Linked DNA regions of Homo sapiens: region 1 is linked to region 2. A link is a loop called in an ENCODE intact Hi-C map of the cell type or tissue named here. Cell type or tissue: gastrocnemius medialis. All regions are shown on one strand.

The links. Peaks named below come from ENCODE experiments on the same cell type or tissue, not always from the same donor. Only the 100,000 strongest peaks of a DNase experiment are listed, where the experiment ranks them.
Region 1: a loop joins it to region 2, with 5 times the contacts of the local background. A loop is called at or near these places in 13 of 110 quality-filtered maps.

What each region holds. Positions count from the first base shown.
Region 1 is chr1:21,314,888-21,322,887 of GRCh38, reverse strand. It overlaps a transcript of ECE1 not described here. Among named protein-coding and RNA genes, the nearest start is that of ECE1-AS1, 26 kb to the right of the region's middle. RefSeq lists enhancers at 85-904, 2,575-3,392, 4,211-5,028, 5,029-5,846, 6,940-7,729 and a silencer at 2,583-2,822. In gastrocnemius medialis, no CTCF peak of the experiment used is centred here; DNase peaks (open chromatin) are centred at 3,190, 4,067 and 5,327; H3K27ac peaks cover 8,000 bases.
Region 2 is chr1:21,258,247-21,266,246 of GRCh38, reverse strand. ECE1 (endothelin converting enzyme 1) reads left to right here. Exons shown (of 19, transcript NM_001397.3): 5 at 5,855-5,976; 6 at 7,408-7,554. It overlaps LOC124903872 (a long non-coding RNA gene), which reads right to left and starts at 4,164. Exons shown (of 3, transcript XR_007065530.1): 1 at 3,223-4,164; 2 at 2,266-2,346. RefSeq lists enhancers at 288-1,114, 3,608-4,807 and a silencer at 3,777-4,071. In gastrocnemius medialis, no CTCF peak of the experiment used is centred here; DNase peaks (open chromatin) are centred at 3,246, 3,856 and 4,266; H3K4me3 peaks cover 360 bases; H3K27ac peaks cover 5,352 bases.

The DNA.
Region 1 (8,000 bases), 57 kb before region 2:
GGGTTTTCACCAAACATGCACAAATTCCAGCAGAGGGCGGATCCATGTGCGTCCTCTTCCGGGGGCCATGCCCACTTCCCTTCCCGGCCTCCCCGTTTCTTTCTCTCAGCAGAGTGCTAGATCAGAACCTCTTGTCCTTCCTGACAAGAGGCCCTTGTCTGTCTGCCCCCTTTCCTGTGCCTCTCCTCTCCATCGCTGGGTTTTCTTGTCCTTTTCCCCAGCTAGGTGGTTAGATCAACTTCCAACCCCTCAGGGCCAAACAGTGCCACCACACTGGTGTCCCCATCCCCTATGCCAGCAGTGGCACTGCCATTTTGGTCACAGGCCTGGGGCCCTGGAGTGTGACACATGTGGGGGGCCTGGCACAGCCCCAACCTGTGCCTCAGCCTGCGCCTTGCACTGGCCAGGTGAGAAGGGCTGGTTGCTCTCCTGCCCCCAAAGAACCCACTGGTGTTTCCATGGCAACTGTGCAGCCAGGCTGCCTGGGCGTCTGCTGGGCTAAGGGCTACCAAGTCCTCCACAAGGTGCCCATGGTTGTGGGAATGGAAGCATTTGCTAGAGGTGGGTGGCACTGACCTGTCCCCAGCCGTTAGGGAGGGAGCTGCACTCCGGGCTCAGGTGGGGTGTGGGGTCTCCTGGTTTTATCCACACCCCCATCCCCACTCCATCTCACTGAGAAGCCGCCTTGCCACTTCTTTCTGAGCCCCTGTTTCTTCATCTGTAAAAGGGGCATATAATGCTGACTTCAGAAGTTGTTCCAGCTCCTGACATGAGCCAGGTGGGGCAGCAGTGAGGGAGCTTCAGGCAGAGGAGGAGGGAGACAAGACCAGACCAAAGGGTGGCCGGGGACGCAGCTCTGTTTCATTCGGACCTGGGAATCACACCAACTGGCCCCTTCCAAGCGGTCTTAGATCCTGAGGAAGCATTCTTCCCTCTCTCAGCCTCAGTTTCTCCTTCTCTAAAATGAAAATAGGGTGGGCACGGTGGCTCATGCCTGTAATCCCAGCACTTTGGGAGGCCAAGGTGGGTGGATCACTTGAGGTCAGGAGTTCGAGATCAGCCTGGCCAACATGGTAAAACCCTGTCTCTACTAAAAATACAAAAATTAGCCGGGTGTGGTGGCACGTGCCTCTAATTCCAGCTACTTCGGAGACTGAGGCAGGAGAATCGCTTGAACCCGGGAGGCAGAGGTTGCAGTGAGCCGAGATTGCGCCATTACACTCCAGCCTGGGCAACAGAGCGAGACTCCATCTCAATCAATCAATCAATCAATCAATCCTGTGTGACAGGACTGCAGAAAGAATGGAGAAAGATAATAAGTGCATGACAAGCCTGGTGCCTGGCCCAACACACCGTAGGTGCTCATTCCATATTGATTACTTGTGAAGGCACCCATGGGCCACTGCACTGGAAATTGTCTTTCCTGTGGTCAGGCCTAGGTCCCCAACAGACCCTCTTCCAGGACATGGCTGCTGGGGGCCCCAGGGCTGCTCCTCCCAGTGGAGAATTCCTCTTATGTTATTCACACAGAGATTTCCCCAGGAAGTCTGAGCCCCTCTTTGTGTATCTTCCCAGCTGTTATCTGGGCCTCCTGAAGGCCTGCCTGGCTTTCTGGTTTATGTTAGGGTTGTTTATATGGGGTCTTATCTCTCCCAGGAGCAGGGGCCAGCCTGGGGAGCAGCAAGATTGTGGGCTTTGAGTCAGAGCAACCTGGGTTTGAGTCCCCAGCTCCGCCACGCACTAGCTCTGGGACCCTTGGCAAGTGACACCACCTCTTGGAACCTCGGTTTCCTCCTCTGTAAAGTGGGGATGGTAGTACCTCCAGCACAGGGTGATCATGAAGATTATGTGGGAAAATATCTGCGCGGTGCCTGGCATGGGTTAAATGATGAGTTACAGACAGCTCCTTTCCCCTTTTCCAAACCAGGAGGTTCTGCAGCAGCAGGATCCTAGAGGCTCAGACCCAGGGCAAGGGAAGACCATCACAGCTCCTCAAGGCACCACCTCGGCAGTAGGCAGGGGAGGCTGCACAGCCGAGCTCCACGCTGCTGGCAGCTCCCAGGACTCCATGGCCTAGAGGAGGCTGGGGACCTCAGGAACCCTCCGCAGAATGAAGGAAGGGTGGGGAAGAAAGACACAGAGATGAGGCTGCGGCCCCTATAGGAGCTTGGGTGAGTGTGGAAGATAAGAGCACAGGCTCTGGAACAGACACGTGCGTCCTTCAGGGAGCTGTGTGACCCCCTGTGAGTGACTCAACCTCTCTGAGCCTCAGTTCCCTGTCTATGCAAATGAAGGATGATGGCATACCATATCTCCTGGGGTTGCTGCGAGGCGTTGATAATACATGGAAAGTGCTTAGCACAGTCTGGCCAAGAATTTTCTACTTATTTTTAGGTTGTATTCTCAGGACCCACTGACTTCTGGCCAAACTCTTCAATTACTCATAAAACAGTATTAAATTTTTTTTAAAAAGCTTATTTCTCCAGCACCTTCCATGAGCCCTGCAGGCAACGTGCTTAGCGCCTACCTCTCATTATCCCATTTGATCGTAGCAGTCCTCTGTGGGGTTGGCCCTGTCACCATCCCCATTTTATAAATGAGAAGTCCGGTGACCTGTTTGAGCCCATACAGCTGTTGACGGCTGGAGCCTGGAGATAGTCGTGGGCGGGGTTAGTGTCTCACCAGGTATCAGCTGGACGCAGCAAACCTCAAACAGAATCCATGGGGAGAATCTGTGAATGAGCTTGTCCAACCTGCGGCCCGTGGGCCGCATGTGACCTGGGATGGCTTTGAATGCGGCTCACCACAGATTCATAAACTTTCTTAAAACATTCTGAGATTTATGCATGCACCTTTGTTTTTTAGCTGATCGGCTATCGTTGGTGTATTTTATGTGTGACCCAAGACAATATTTCTTACATTGTGGCCCAGGGAAGTCAAAAGATGGGACGCTGCTGCCGAGTGTAAACAGAAGATCTGGAGTGGGGTGGGGACACCTGTGGACTCAAGACAGCCTGGGTGGCGAGTGGTGTGTGGGGGCTGGCACTAGAAGCCATGGGACCGCGTGTGTTTGTTCAGCCTGTCTCAGCTGAACTAATGTAAACACCCAGACTGCTTGTTGGCCCTCTGGGGGACCAAGACAAACTAGGGAACAGTGAGCCGTGCCTCCCGGTGCCTGGTAGGGAGTGGCGAGAATGAGGAGCCAGGTCTCAGGAGAGGCTGAGGAGAGTTGGACAGGGATGGAGCCTGGCTTTCCTGCCCAGTTCACAGAGGGGAGGGCACAGCTGCTGGCTTGGAGGGCTCCCAGGAAGGCCAGGAGCAGAAAGTCTGAGAAGCAGATTGGGGGCAGCAGAGGGAGTCTGGCCCTTGGTGCCGGGGGTGCCCTGGTGGACAGAGGTGGGGGCAGCATGGAGCCGGCATTTATGGAGGCCCTAGTATGTACCAGGCCATTTAGACACGAGGTCTTATCATGTCTCTAGAAAAGCCCTGCGTAGTCCACTTTATGATTATGATTATGATTATGATTATGATTATTATTATTTTGAGACGGAGTCTCGCTCTGTCTCCCAGGCTGGAAAGCAGTGATGCGATCTCGGCTCACTGCAACCTCCACTTCCCGGGTTCAAGCGATTGTCCCACCTCAGCCTCCCAAGTAGCTGGGATTATAGACGCACACCACCACGCCTGGCTACTTTTTTGTATTTTAGTGGAGACGGGGTTTCACCATGTTGCCCAAGCTGGTCTCGAACTCCTAAGCTCAGGCAATCCACCCACCTTGGCTTCCCAAAGTGCTTGGATTACGAGCTTGAGCCACCGTGCCTGGCCTCACTTTATTATTTTGACTTAGCTGATGAGAAAACGGAGCCCGGGAGATTGTACAGACCCAGCTCCACTGAAAACCCACAGAATTTGGCTTCCTGGGAGGGTGAGTTTACGGAAGCATTTTCGGATAGTATTCCTTCGCATCTGCCTCTGCTGACGTCACATTTCCCATGCTGACTTTCTTCTGACCCTCGCTCAGCGTCTCCCCCGACAGAAGTGCGGCCTCTGGGGAGCTGTAGCTCTTGCTGCAAATCCCCTCCCCCGTCCGCTTTTTGGCACACTGCCTGGGGGCCTGGCCAGGCTGAAGTGACTGTCAGGTCGGGTTAGCTCCTTGGAAGGCTGGTGTGACCAACTCAGGGGTGTCGCCTGCCTCTCACCCAGGGAGGAGGATTTTGCCACCTCTGCTTGGATAGGCTTGTGAAGTGGGCCTCAGGAAGGCTCACTGGTTCTAAATCTTCAAAAAATGGGATTTTAGAAGTTGCTAAGGCCTGAAATATCACCCCACCCATTTTACAGATAGAGAAACTGAAGCCCAGAGCGGAGAAATGTCTGCCCCAAAGACAGTGAGAGGCTGAGGCACAAGGGAGGGGAGGTCTCCAGGGAGGACACCCCTAGGCCAGGCTGACCTTTGTTAAGGGAGTGGGACAGGGTCAGGAAAGGGCAGGGATGAAGGAAATAAGTTCCCCAACTGCGTCATGACCTGAAACCCAATTTCACAGCTGCTCCCACTCTGCTGCCCTCCCCAAGCTGTGCCCTGGAAATGTCCTTGGGCCCTCAGGAACGCTGATCAGTTCCTGCACATGCGCCAGCAGGGTACTTGTTTCATTGGGTTTGGGTCTCTGCGAGTCCACACGAGGGCCTCCTGCTCCCCACTTGCCACGCCAGGTCTTGCCCACTGCTCTCCCCCACCGTTTCCCTCACTCTTGTTCATCTCCGAGTCCAACAGCTATCACTTGAGTTGTGCAGAGCTGGGAAGAATCGTTTAACCGTCACAGCAGCCAGCGAGGGGACCTCGTCCATGCCGTCTGATACCTTCAAGGTGCACCTTGGAGGGGCAGGCCCTGCTTTGCATGTGTTTTGTCCCCACTTCGAGAAAGAGATCGCGGTGGCTCTGATTTAAGTTCAAGAACATTGGGGTCACACCCCGAGCCTGGATTTGAACCAGGAGACAGACACTGGCACCCCACACCTTCGGCCACACCTGCTAAAGCCAGGGACCTACAGAAGTCACATGACCTGTCTGAGCCTGCACAGCTCTTGACTGCCCTGACCCACTCGTGCGTCTCCAGAGGATCTGTTTGGATGCAAGGTGGTTAGGACCCCACCTTGAGTTGGGGAGCAGGGGCTCAGGAGAGGCCGAAGAGAACTGGGCAGGAATGGAACCGGGCTTTCCTGCCTAGCTCACAGAGGGGAGGGTGTGGCTGCCAGCCTGGAGGGGTCCCAAGAAGGCCAGGAACACAAAGTCTGAGAAGCGGGTGGGGAGCAGTAGAGGGGCTCCAGCCAGCCTGGGCCCATGACTCCATCCCGGTCAGGGGACCAAGATTGCTCAATCCCCAGAGCTGCAGATGCGTCACCAGCTCAGCGTCGCCGCGGGCTGGACTGGCCTTGTGACAAGCAAACCCTTTTCCCCATCTGAGGCCTGCGAGCTGGCCTTCCCCTCTGTCTGTTCATTTTGGGAGACCCTCCCAACAGCAGCAGGAACAATGGCAGCCACCGGATGCCAGGCCCTTTGCAGACACGACCTTGTTTAATTCTCAGAAGAGTCCCGGGAGCTAACAGTGGGCGATAGGATTCCCACTTCACAGAGAAGACTAGGATCGCATGGCAGCAAAGCACAGGGCTGGCTCGAAGCCCAAGTCTGTCTGACCTATTCTGGTGGGTAGCAAAATATCTCAGACATATTAAAAGCATCAGGCTCAGTAAAACCAAACACTGGTATGTAAGTGTTCAGCTTAAGGAATAAAACATCCCAAATGCAGTTGAATCCCCCATACCCCCACACCCCCAGTCCGTTTCTTACCACTCTCTCTCCCAGGGGAAGAGACTGGGAGAGACTCTTCAGTGACTGTCTTGATACTGTTACTCCTGACCTCAGGTGATCCGCCCACCTCGGCCTCCCAAAGTGCTGGGATTACAGGTGTGAGCCACCAAGCGCAGCCTGATTCTGCCTCCCTAAATGATACATAGGTATGATGTTGCTCACTGTTTTTGAACTTTCAATAATTGATTGGAGGCTCCATGTTGACTTCTGCAGCTTTTCTGTCTTCCTGTTGTTTGAGTTGCAGCCACTTGGTTTTCATTACCGTGTAGTATTCCATCCCATGATGTGGCTCTCCTGTGGTTTATCCAGGCTCCTATAGATGGGCATTTAGGCTGTTTCTCATTCACAACCACAGCACATGCTGTGTGGGACTTCCATATTCATGTCTCTTGGCGACCACAGGAGAGTTTCTAAGAAGTATGTGTGTTATGTATGTTAAGAACTGGAATCAGGCCGAGGATGGTGGCTCACACCTGTAATCCCAGCACTTTAGGAGGCCGAGACGGGTGGATCACCTGAGGTCAGGAGTTCGAGATCAGCCTGGCCAACATGGTGAAACCCCATCTCTACTAAAAAAAAAATACAAAAATTAGCTCAGTGTGGTGGCGCACGCCTGTAACCCCAGCTACTCAGGAGTCTGAGGCAGGAGCATTGCTTGAACCCAGGAGGCAGAGGTTGTAGTGAGCCGAGATCGTGCCACTGCACTCCAGCCTGGGCAACAGAGCAAGACTCTTTCTCAAAAAACAAACAAACAAACAAAAAACTAGAATCAGATAAACCCACGGCATCATGGGATTCCTCACTGAGAGAACAGGCCAACAATATTGGGGTTGCTGTTCTGAGGGTGAAAAACCCCTTAAGGACAGTAATGTTCTTCTGATTTGCTGCTGTAAACAGCACCAAGAACAGTGTCTGGCGCATTGTGTGCGTGTAGTAAATCTGTTCCCTAGACAAGAGGACATGTGCCAGCTACTGTGGCAGGTACTCAACTTACACAGCCGCACTCAGTCACTGTGAGGAGGGGTTCTCCCAAATCACAGGTAAGCTGACTGTGGCACCAGAGAGGTTAAGTCCCATTCTTAAGGTCCTACAGCCGGTACCCAGGTTGACTGACTCCAGAACCAGCACTCTTTCCTGACGCTGCCTGTGTAGACAGAGGGAGTGGATTCATAGAGCCCTAGAATCCTAGAATATGGGGAAAATAGGGCCAGCTTTTTTTTTTTTTTTTTTTTTTTGAGACAGAGTCTTGCTCTGTCACCCAGGCTGGAGTGCAGTGGCACACAGCTCACTGCAACCTCTGCCTCCTGGGTTCAAGTGATTCTCACACCTCAGCCTCGCAAGTAGCTGGGATTACAGGCATGCGCTACCACACCTGTCTAATTTTTGTATTTTTAGTAGAGATGGAGTTTCACCATGTTGGCCAGGCTGGTCTCAAACTCCTGACCTCAAGTGATCTGCCTGCCTTGGCCTCCCAAAGTGCTGGGACTACAAACCTGAGCCCCCATGCCCGGCCAGGAGCAGCTTTTAATGCCTAGTTGCCTATATACAAGCCCCTAGGACTTTCCAGGTTGTCCTAGACGCCGTGAGGGTGAGGTGGCACCAGCTGGTAGATCACCTTTGGCCTGGGATACCCCAGACATTGGGGCTGAGTGACAGCTCATCTCTGAGGTTGATCCATTGGGGAACTGCAAAGGTTGGGACCCCAGTAGGCATCGGATTCAGCTGCAGTTGGATGGAGGTGGCAGCCTGAACCAACCAAAGAATTATTTGCTTGGGACATGAGCAGACCTGGGCTCAAATTACAGATCTGCCACTTATTAGCTGTGTGATTTTAGGCAAGCCTCTTAACCTTTCTGAGCCTTATCACCCCCATCTGTTAAATAGGTATTGACTCTGGCTTGCAGAGAGATAGATTTGAAATTAATGAGTGTGACAGTCTTAACACAGTGCCTGGATAGTAGTTATTAATTACAGTACAAGGGAGGGTTTTCTACTGGGGATACATACAAATCACTACAGATACATACAGATGGGGCAGCATGGGACACAGAGGAAGACTTCATAGAGGAGATGACATTTCATCTGGGTTTTGGAGGGTGAATAGGAGTTCTCCAAGCCAAGAAGCAGACCATAGGTC
Region 2 (8,000 bases):
CAGCAGCATGTGGGGGATTCCCAGACACCCCTATCCCAGCAGCGCGTGGGGGATTCCCAGACACCCCTATCCCAGCAGCATACGGGGGATTCCCAGACACCCCTATCATACCCCACAGCTCTGCCTGCCTGGGCGTTCATTTCCTCCCTGAGGAGTGATGTGGAGAGGGCATTCCAATGAAAACTCCCAGAGGAAGAAGCGGCCGATGAAATGGTGCTCTGTCTTCCTCTCTGGGACTTTGGGGTAGGGACTGAGGAAGCTTCTGGAACTCGGGGCCCCTAGAAGGAAGTACCCAGGCAGTGTGGAGCTCTGTTGTGTGGCCCTAGGCTGCCAAAAGATCTTCATAGTACAAGGAGGCCGCAGAAGTGCTGCTGTCTCCAAAATGTGTCCCCAGCATAGTGCCAGGAGCCACACTGTTGGGTGTTGGCTTCTTCTTTGCCTCCATGAAATCTTCTGGGAAGTAAACATGAGCCAGGGGTGTCTTAAAGGAGACCACAGCATCAAGCCCTGGTCTTGCTGAACTCAGAGTGACAGCCCCGAAAGGGGACAGTGCCAGCCTGGGGCTAGTCTGAAAAAAGATACCGAGACGAGCACCCCTTGAGAGGCAAGGTTGGGGGCCTGAACGAGGGGCTATGGAGGGTTGGCACAGTCCTAGAGACCTTTTTCTTATTCAGAAAAAGGTCTGTGCCTGATTTCACTTTGTTTTGTTTTGTTTGAAACCAAGTCTCGATCTGTCGCCCAGGCTGGAGTACAGTGGCGCTATCTCGGCTCACTGCAACCTCCGCCATCTGGGTTCAAGCGATTCTTGTGCCTCAGCCTGCCGAGTAGCTGGGACTACAAGCACCCGCCACCACACCCGGATAACTTTTGTATTTTTAGTAGAGACAGGGTTTCACCAGGTTGGCCAGGCTGGTCTCAAACTCCTGACCTCAAGTGATCCACCCACCTTGGCCTCCCAAAGTGCTGGGATTACAGACATGAGCCACTCATTTCACTTTGAAGCCCAGTCACCTCCCGCAGGCTAGAGTGCTACGTTTCTCTGTCATTCATTCCTTTATTCACTCACCAATTATGCATCAGACACTTTCTGTGTGCCAGGCATTGCTTGGGGCTGGGGATTATGTAGGAATAAGACAGTCTTTTCTTGTGGAAGTTACATTCCAGCAGGGAAGACAGACAGTAAACAAATAAATGACTAAATACATGATAGGATTGTAAAGAGAAGGGCTCAAAAACATCAAGTAGGGCATGGGGCCAGAGAGGGAAGAGGCGATTGTAGCTGCAGCGATCAGGAAGGGATGGGCTTTCTCAGAAGGGATGTCTGAGCAGATGCTTGAGTTAAGGAGAGAAGAGACCAGCCAGCCATGGGGAAGAGTGTGGGGCAGGAGCTGGAGACAGGTGGGAGCGCAGACCCCGTCACCCAGGGTGGCATTTCTCAGCCTGCAGTTATCATTACGCCTCCATGAAATGTTAATGCCACAGGTACTCTGGATGTCTGTTGCTATTCTTAGTCTGTATACACAGAGTAAAAAGCGTGAGATGCTTTGTCCTGCAAGAATAAATTCCTGGGGGCAGTATTGCCCCTGTTGGGGATGCGTGATATAGAGCCTTCTGGCCAATTTCAGGAATTGGGGCTGGGTGCGGTGGCTGACGCCTGTAATCCCAGCACTTTGGGAGGCCGAGACAGGCAGACCACCTGAGGTCAGGAGTTTGAGAACAGCCTGGCCAACACAGTGAAACCCTGTCTCTACTAAAAATACAAAAATTAGCCGGGCGTGATGGAGGATGCCTGTAATCCCAGCTACTCGGGAGGCTGAGGCAGGAGAATCACTTGAACCCAGGAGACGGAGGTTGCAGTGAGCCAAGTTCGTGCCACTGCACTCCAGCCTGGGCGACAGAGCGAGACTCAGTGTCAAAAAAAAAAAAGGGGGGGGGGGAATTGGTATATTCCAGTGCCTATTTGGACTAAAAGGAGTTCAAGACAATGCACTCTACAGACTCCCCAGACCAGGGCTCCCCTTGGGTGTCTCATAGAGGCCTCAAACTTCGAGTGTCTGGAGCTGAGCTTTAGGCAGTAGCTGTGTGCACTGAAGCTCCTTCCTAAGCCTGCCCCTCATCCTCAGGCTGCGGTTCCCCAGTGTCAGCAGCTTCTCACTCAGGCCAAAGAAACTTGACTCCATTCTTGACTCTCCTTTCTCTCATGTTCCAAATACTTCTCGCCCCCTTCTCTGCCGCCATCCTGGCCAAGCGCCCACCTTTGCTCACCTGGTCCCCTGCAGCAGCCTCCCGCCTGGCAGCCTCACTTGGGCTCTTGTCCCCTGGAGCCTGCAGGATAGTAGGTGCTCCCTGAGTGAGGAGGAAAAAGAAGAGGTGGGAGAGTGTGCCGTGGGTTGTCCCCGTGGGCTCCTGGAACCAGGGGGAGGAAGAGGAACCGTACCTTCTACCAGGGCTCCTGCCCCAGCCAGCATTGGCAGTGGGGATACTGATGACACACACAGAGGGGGCATGAACACCAACTCCTGGCGGGGCCCCCTCATCCTGTCCACTCCTGCCCCACCTGCCCGATTTCCTTTAAAAAAAAAAAGGGAATCTTGGCCAAGCATGGTGGCTCACGCCTGTAATCCCAGCATTTGGGGAGGCTGAAGTGGGCAGATCACACGTCAAGAGATTGAGACCATCCTGGCCAACATGGTGAAACCCAGTCTCTACTAAAAATACAAAAATTAGCCAGGCGTGGTGGTACACGCCTGTAGTCCCAGCTACTCGGGAGGCTGAGGCAGGAGAATCACTTGAACCCAGGAGGTGGAGGTTGCAGTGAGCCGAGATTGCGCCCCTGCGCTCCAGCCTAGTGACAGAGCGAGACTCTGTCTCAAAAAAAAAAAAAATAAATATAAAAAAAGGAAACCTTAGGTGGGCATCCGGCCTCATCACCCTCTCATCTTCCAGATGTCCTTCCTCTCCAGAAAGGGACACTGGGCTCTGTTCTTGCAGCCACCACCTGTTGCTAGGGGCCTACTAGGTCCCTATCCAGGGCTGGTTCTGGGGCTGCAGGGACCACTAAGACATGGAATGGCGGAGGGGCAGCCCAGGCACAGCCCCTGCTTCTACTCCACATTGAGTTCATCCTTCAGCCCGAAGCTCAAACGAAGCTTCCCCGGGGCCTTGCTTGGCTTCCCTGGTCTCCTCCCGCCCTCCCCTTCAAGGCCTCTGGGATGTTCTCACAGCGTTCACCCCGTGCGTAATCAGATGCTCCCGCGAGTCCTTGGCTGCCGTTTGCCTCACTCACCACGCTGCATGCCTCACGTGGACAGGCCTCCAGTTATGTTGCCCACTGTCCCCCACACCCGGCCTGGCGGTTGCCAGGCAAAAGGAACTTTGTAAACAATGTGGGAAAGCAAGTGAGCGTGGCACCCAGGTGGTGGGGGCCAAAGGAATGGAGTTTGAACCTGGCCTGTGGCAGCCTCTCAGCGAAGGAGCAAGGGAGGCTGTGTCTGAAGGAGGCATTCCTTCTCCCTCCCGGTGATAATTTGGGGCTTGCAGACAGGTGTTAGGGAAGAGGGCCTCGGAACTCGCTGTGATTAGCACAGCCAGGCTGCTCCTGGGAGCTGTTCTTTAGGCCTCTTATCTTTGTGGCCTTGGGGGAGGGAGATGCCAGGCTCACTCATGGGCCAGAGCACACAGAGTGCCTTCCCCAGCGCTGGCCCTGGCATTTCAGGGCTTTGGCCGGAGCCAGATGTGGAGGGTGAGACGCTGCATCTGAGGCCTGGGGAGCAATGACGATTCTCCTGCTTTTTCTTCCAAGAGCTTCATTGGGAGTGTTGCCATAGGAACGAGGCCCCTGGGAGGGGCGAGGCACTCCCCTTTTGCTCTCCCTGATCTTCTGTATCCCAGCTTCCCCATTTCCGCCCTCCCCTCACAGAGTCCTCTTCTCAGAGCTGCCGTGGTGCCTGGGGGACATGCAGGTGTTTCCAGCACTTAGCAACCCAGTAGCCCATGGTCTCCAGGGCTGTACGAACCCTCCATAGCCCCTCGTTCAGGCCCCTGACCCTGTCTCTCAAGGGGCTCTCTTGTCTCTGTGTCTTCCTTCAGACTAGCCCCAAGCTGGTCCCGTCCCCCTTTCAGGGCCATCACCCTGAGGTCAGCAAGACCGGGGCTCGATGCTCTGATCAGTGAAAGCCATGGTGCTATTTATGGTGAGGATCGGGGGGCAGGGAGCTCTCGGGGTGAGGCTGGGAAAGCTGATGAAAGACTGGCCAGGAAGTGACTCATGTCCTTTGCTCCAAGTGACTACGCCAGACAGCTTTCTTTTCTCCAAGCAGTCCGCCTGCCCTTTCAGGCATCCCCGCTTGTCCCCACACTGTCCTGTCCTGCTCCGCGCAACCCAGTGGCCTCTCCCCTCCCTTCCACCTGGTGAACAACTTCAGCTTTCAGAACCAGCTCAAATGGAACGCCCTCTGGAGACCCCTCTTCTCCCCACCCCTCCGAAGGGAGTGACTTTTCTCTGTGTTCCATAGCCACGTGCGTTGTTCATAGCACTGTCGTGTCTTGTGGTCATTTCTTTGAGTTTCTGCTGGGTGCCAGGCACAGGGCTGGGCTCTGAATTTTATAGGCATAAATAAGACCCGCTTTCTGTCCCAAGGAGCTCACGGTCTAATGGTGGACACAGGTATGCAGAGCGGTGAGGGCCTTTGGGAATGAACATCTTAGGAGAGCCTTCATCAAAAAGATGTCCCCGTAGAGGCCTTGAGGTTGAGTAGGATTTTAACAGGGTCCCATGCAGAAGCTCCTTGGGGACAGGGATGTTTTCTCTTGTGTCCCACAGCTTACACAGGGCCTAGCATAGAGTAAGCATCTAGTATCTGGTCAGAGGGTGGATGGATACAGTTCTGCCAGGAAAGTCTTTGTGAAGGAGCTGGGGTTTGAGGGATCTTTGAAGGAGGCAAAGGAAGGGGCTTCAGGGCCAGAGAGAAATGAACATGAAATGAGGGAATGTGTCTGGAGCAGTGAGTTTCCCAGAGGAGGCAAGAGGGACAGATGGAATTGAGGGGTTTAGAGTATCTGGCATGGCCTGGAGCAGGGCTCTGAGAAGAAGGCTCATGCACAGAGCCCCAGTATATAGTGGGTCCCTTGTGGACCTGAGTGGCAGGAAGCGGTCATCTTCACCAGGTGCACCCACCGGAGCATTGCCTTTAGCAGGTGGCATCTGGACCAGGGCACTGAGGTGAGGGAGAAGGGAACAGAATCTCCGGGTGTCTGGGGTAAGGTCTGAGAAGCCACTGCAGGAGGGAGATGCTGCTTGCTGGAGTTGGCAAGGGCGGTGGAAAACGGCCCCAGGAGTTGGCTGTAAGCCTGGTGAACGTGCCTAGCCCCTCCAAGGAGGAAGCAAAAAGTAAATTCATAATGAATGAGCCTTTTGAGTTTCCATCCAACTTCAGTCTTTATCACAAGAAAGATCATCTGGTATCTGAAAACCAAGACCGGCCTCTGTCCCATGCACCAGGCAGGGGTGTTCGTACCACACGTTATCCACAGGGGAAGAACACTGTCCTGCTGGTGGGCACGTGCGGTCAACCCGGGGACACGTCTGTGAACCCAACTGGCAGAGGGAGAGAAACGTGGTCGATTCTTTTTCTTTGCAGTCAGCAAAATTTCGGGAGCGCCTTCAGCTTGCCAGGCTCTGTCCAGGGGCCCTCACATACTCACGGTGACGGCATTCCTCACTGCCACTCCGACAGGCAGATGTCAGAGCTCCTTTGCAGCTGAGAACACCAAGGCTCCGAAAAGAGGGACTGCCCCAAAGCCACCCAGTGGGCAAGTGGGGCCGCATTGCAAACTCCACTGTCTGTTGTTCCAGAAAACTCCACGGCCAGCGTGAGCGAGGCAGAGAGAAAGGCGCAAGTATACTACCGTGCGTGCATGAACGAGACCAGGATCGAGGAGCTCAGGGCCAAACCTCTAATGGAGTTGATTGAGAGGGTGAGTGCCTCGGGCTCTCCCTCCCCAAGCCCCGGCCCATGCCACCTGCCCGCCCCCTGGCTTCCACTCCAGCCTTCTGGTACCACTGGCCCACCTCATACGTCCAGCCGGTAGCACCAAGAGAAAGACAGAAAGAGAGAGAGCGAGTGTGCGAGAGCACATGTGAGTGTGAGCACATTGCGTAGCTGCGTGGGTGGGTTGTCTGTGCATGTGTTTGTGTGAGAGTGTGTGTCAGCATCTGTTGTAGATGTCTGTCATCTGTCTGTGTGTCTCTCTGTGCATCTGTGTGTGGGATGGGGGCCATGTTTAGAGGGAAAATATTCCTCCACGTTGCTGCTGTTTTTTCCTCAGGGGTTATGTTTGTGTGTGTGGAGGGGTGTGTGCCTGTTCCAGAAAGACCCACAGAGAGTCTTGGCCCAGAACCAGAGCCCTCCCCGTGAGCAGGGACCCAGGCCACTCTCCTATACCTGCTTACTCCTGAGCAGGGGAAGACATCTTTCTTGCTTTCTTGGGCACTTCCCAGACTCTGAGGCTTCCTGGTGCAGACAGTAGGTGTCTGTGGATGTTTTCTGCCTGCCTCGTGTTCCCTGGACAGCCCTGCCTCTTAGCTTGGCTCCAGGAAAGCATTGCAGCAGGGTTGGTGGCTGCATGCGCTGGGGACTATGCTAGTCCCCTCCTCTCTGGACAGGTCCCATGTGCCAAACCAGGGAAGACCAGGGAGATTTTTTAAAATCCCAACTTTCTCGGGAGGCTGAGGCAGGAGGATCACTTGAAGCCAGGAGTTTAAGACCAGCCTGGGCAGCATAGCAAGACCCCATCTCCAAAAAATTTAAAAATTAGCCAGGTGTGGTGATACACACCTGTAGTCATAGCTACTTAGGAGGATGAGGTGAGACAATCACCTGAGCCCAGGAGGTGGAGGCTGCAGTGAGTTGTGATGGCCCCACTGCACTTCAGCCTGGGAATCAGAGCAAGACTCCATCTCAAAAAAAATTTTTTTAAAATCCCAACTTTGAGACTAAAGTAGACCGTAATTTACCAACCTTCTTAAACATGTGGAGCCTTTTTTATCCCAGAGGCACAATTGAATTTATGTTTTGATATAATCACATTCACACAATTCATTATCCAAAATATAAACCGTGAACCGGGAAAAGTCTCTTTCCCATTCTCATCCCAGCCACCCAGGGAGCGGCTGGATTCATGCCTGGCTGCTTGGCTTGTCTAGGATAAGCCTTTGCTCCATCCATGGGTCTCCAGCTCATGGGTCGGAAACCCCCGATGAAGACCAATCCTTTCCTTTGCTCTTGAGGCTCAGAGAGGTCAGGCGACTGCTCCAGGGTCACAGAGCAAGTCAGCGGCAGAACCAGAATTCACATCTGGGTCTCCCCGCCACCTCATCACCTCCCTGCCTGCTCTCCCTCCCCACAGCTCGGGGGCTGGAACATCACAGGTCCCTGGGCCAAGGACAACTTCCAGGACACCCTGCAGGTGGTCACCGCCCACTACCGCACCTCACCCTTCTTCTCTGTCTATGTCAGTGCCGATTCCAAGAACTCCAACAGCAACGTGATCCAGGTGAGCTAGCTTGAACCTGCAGCGGTCGAGGGGGCGGGCACGACCTCTTCCTGTTTTGAGTTTAGCAGGACCTGGGGTGGGAGAGGGGCTTGCCCTGGGTGGGACGGCGGTCTTCTAGTTTCTGAGCCTGGGTTATTTCCAGAGGCCCCACTGGTGAGATCTTTGCAGGCTGCTGGCCTTGCGTAGATGGGCACTGCATACAGGTGAAACTTTGGGTGCTGATGGGTTTCCGTGGGCCCCAAGAATGATGTCAACTCCTGGGCACAGCTGAACCCACATCCTGGTTTCCCCCTCCTTAGCGTCTGCTCTTTGTAACTCTTCTTGGAATGGGTTTGAATCCATCTCTCCCTGTCAGAGCATGCCCCAGACAGAGGCTCAGCCTGCCCAGGGGAGCTCCAGCACTGGTCTGCCCCAACCTCCAATGCAGAAGTGAGAAACCCAGGCTG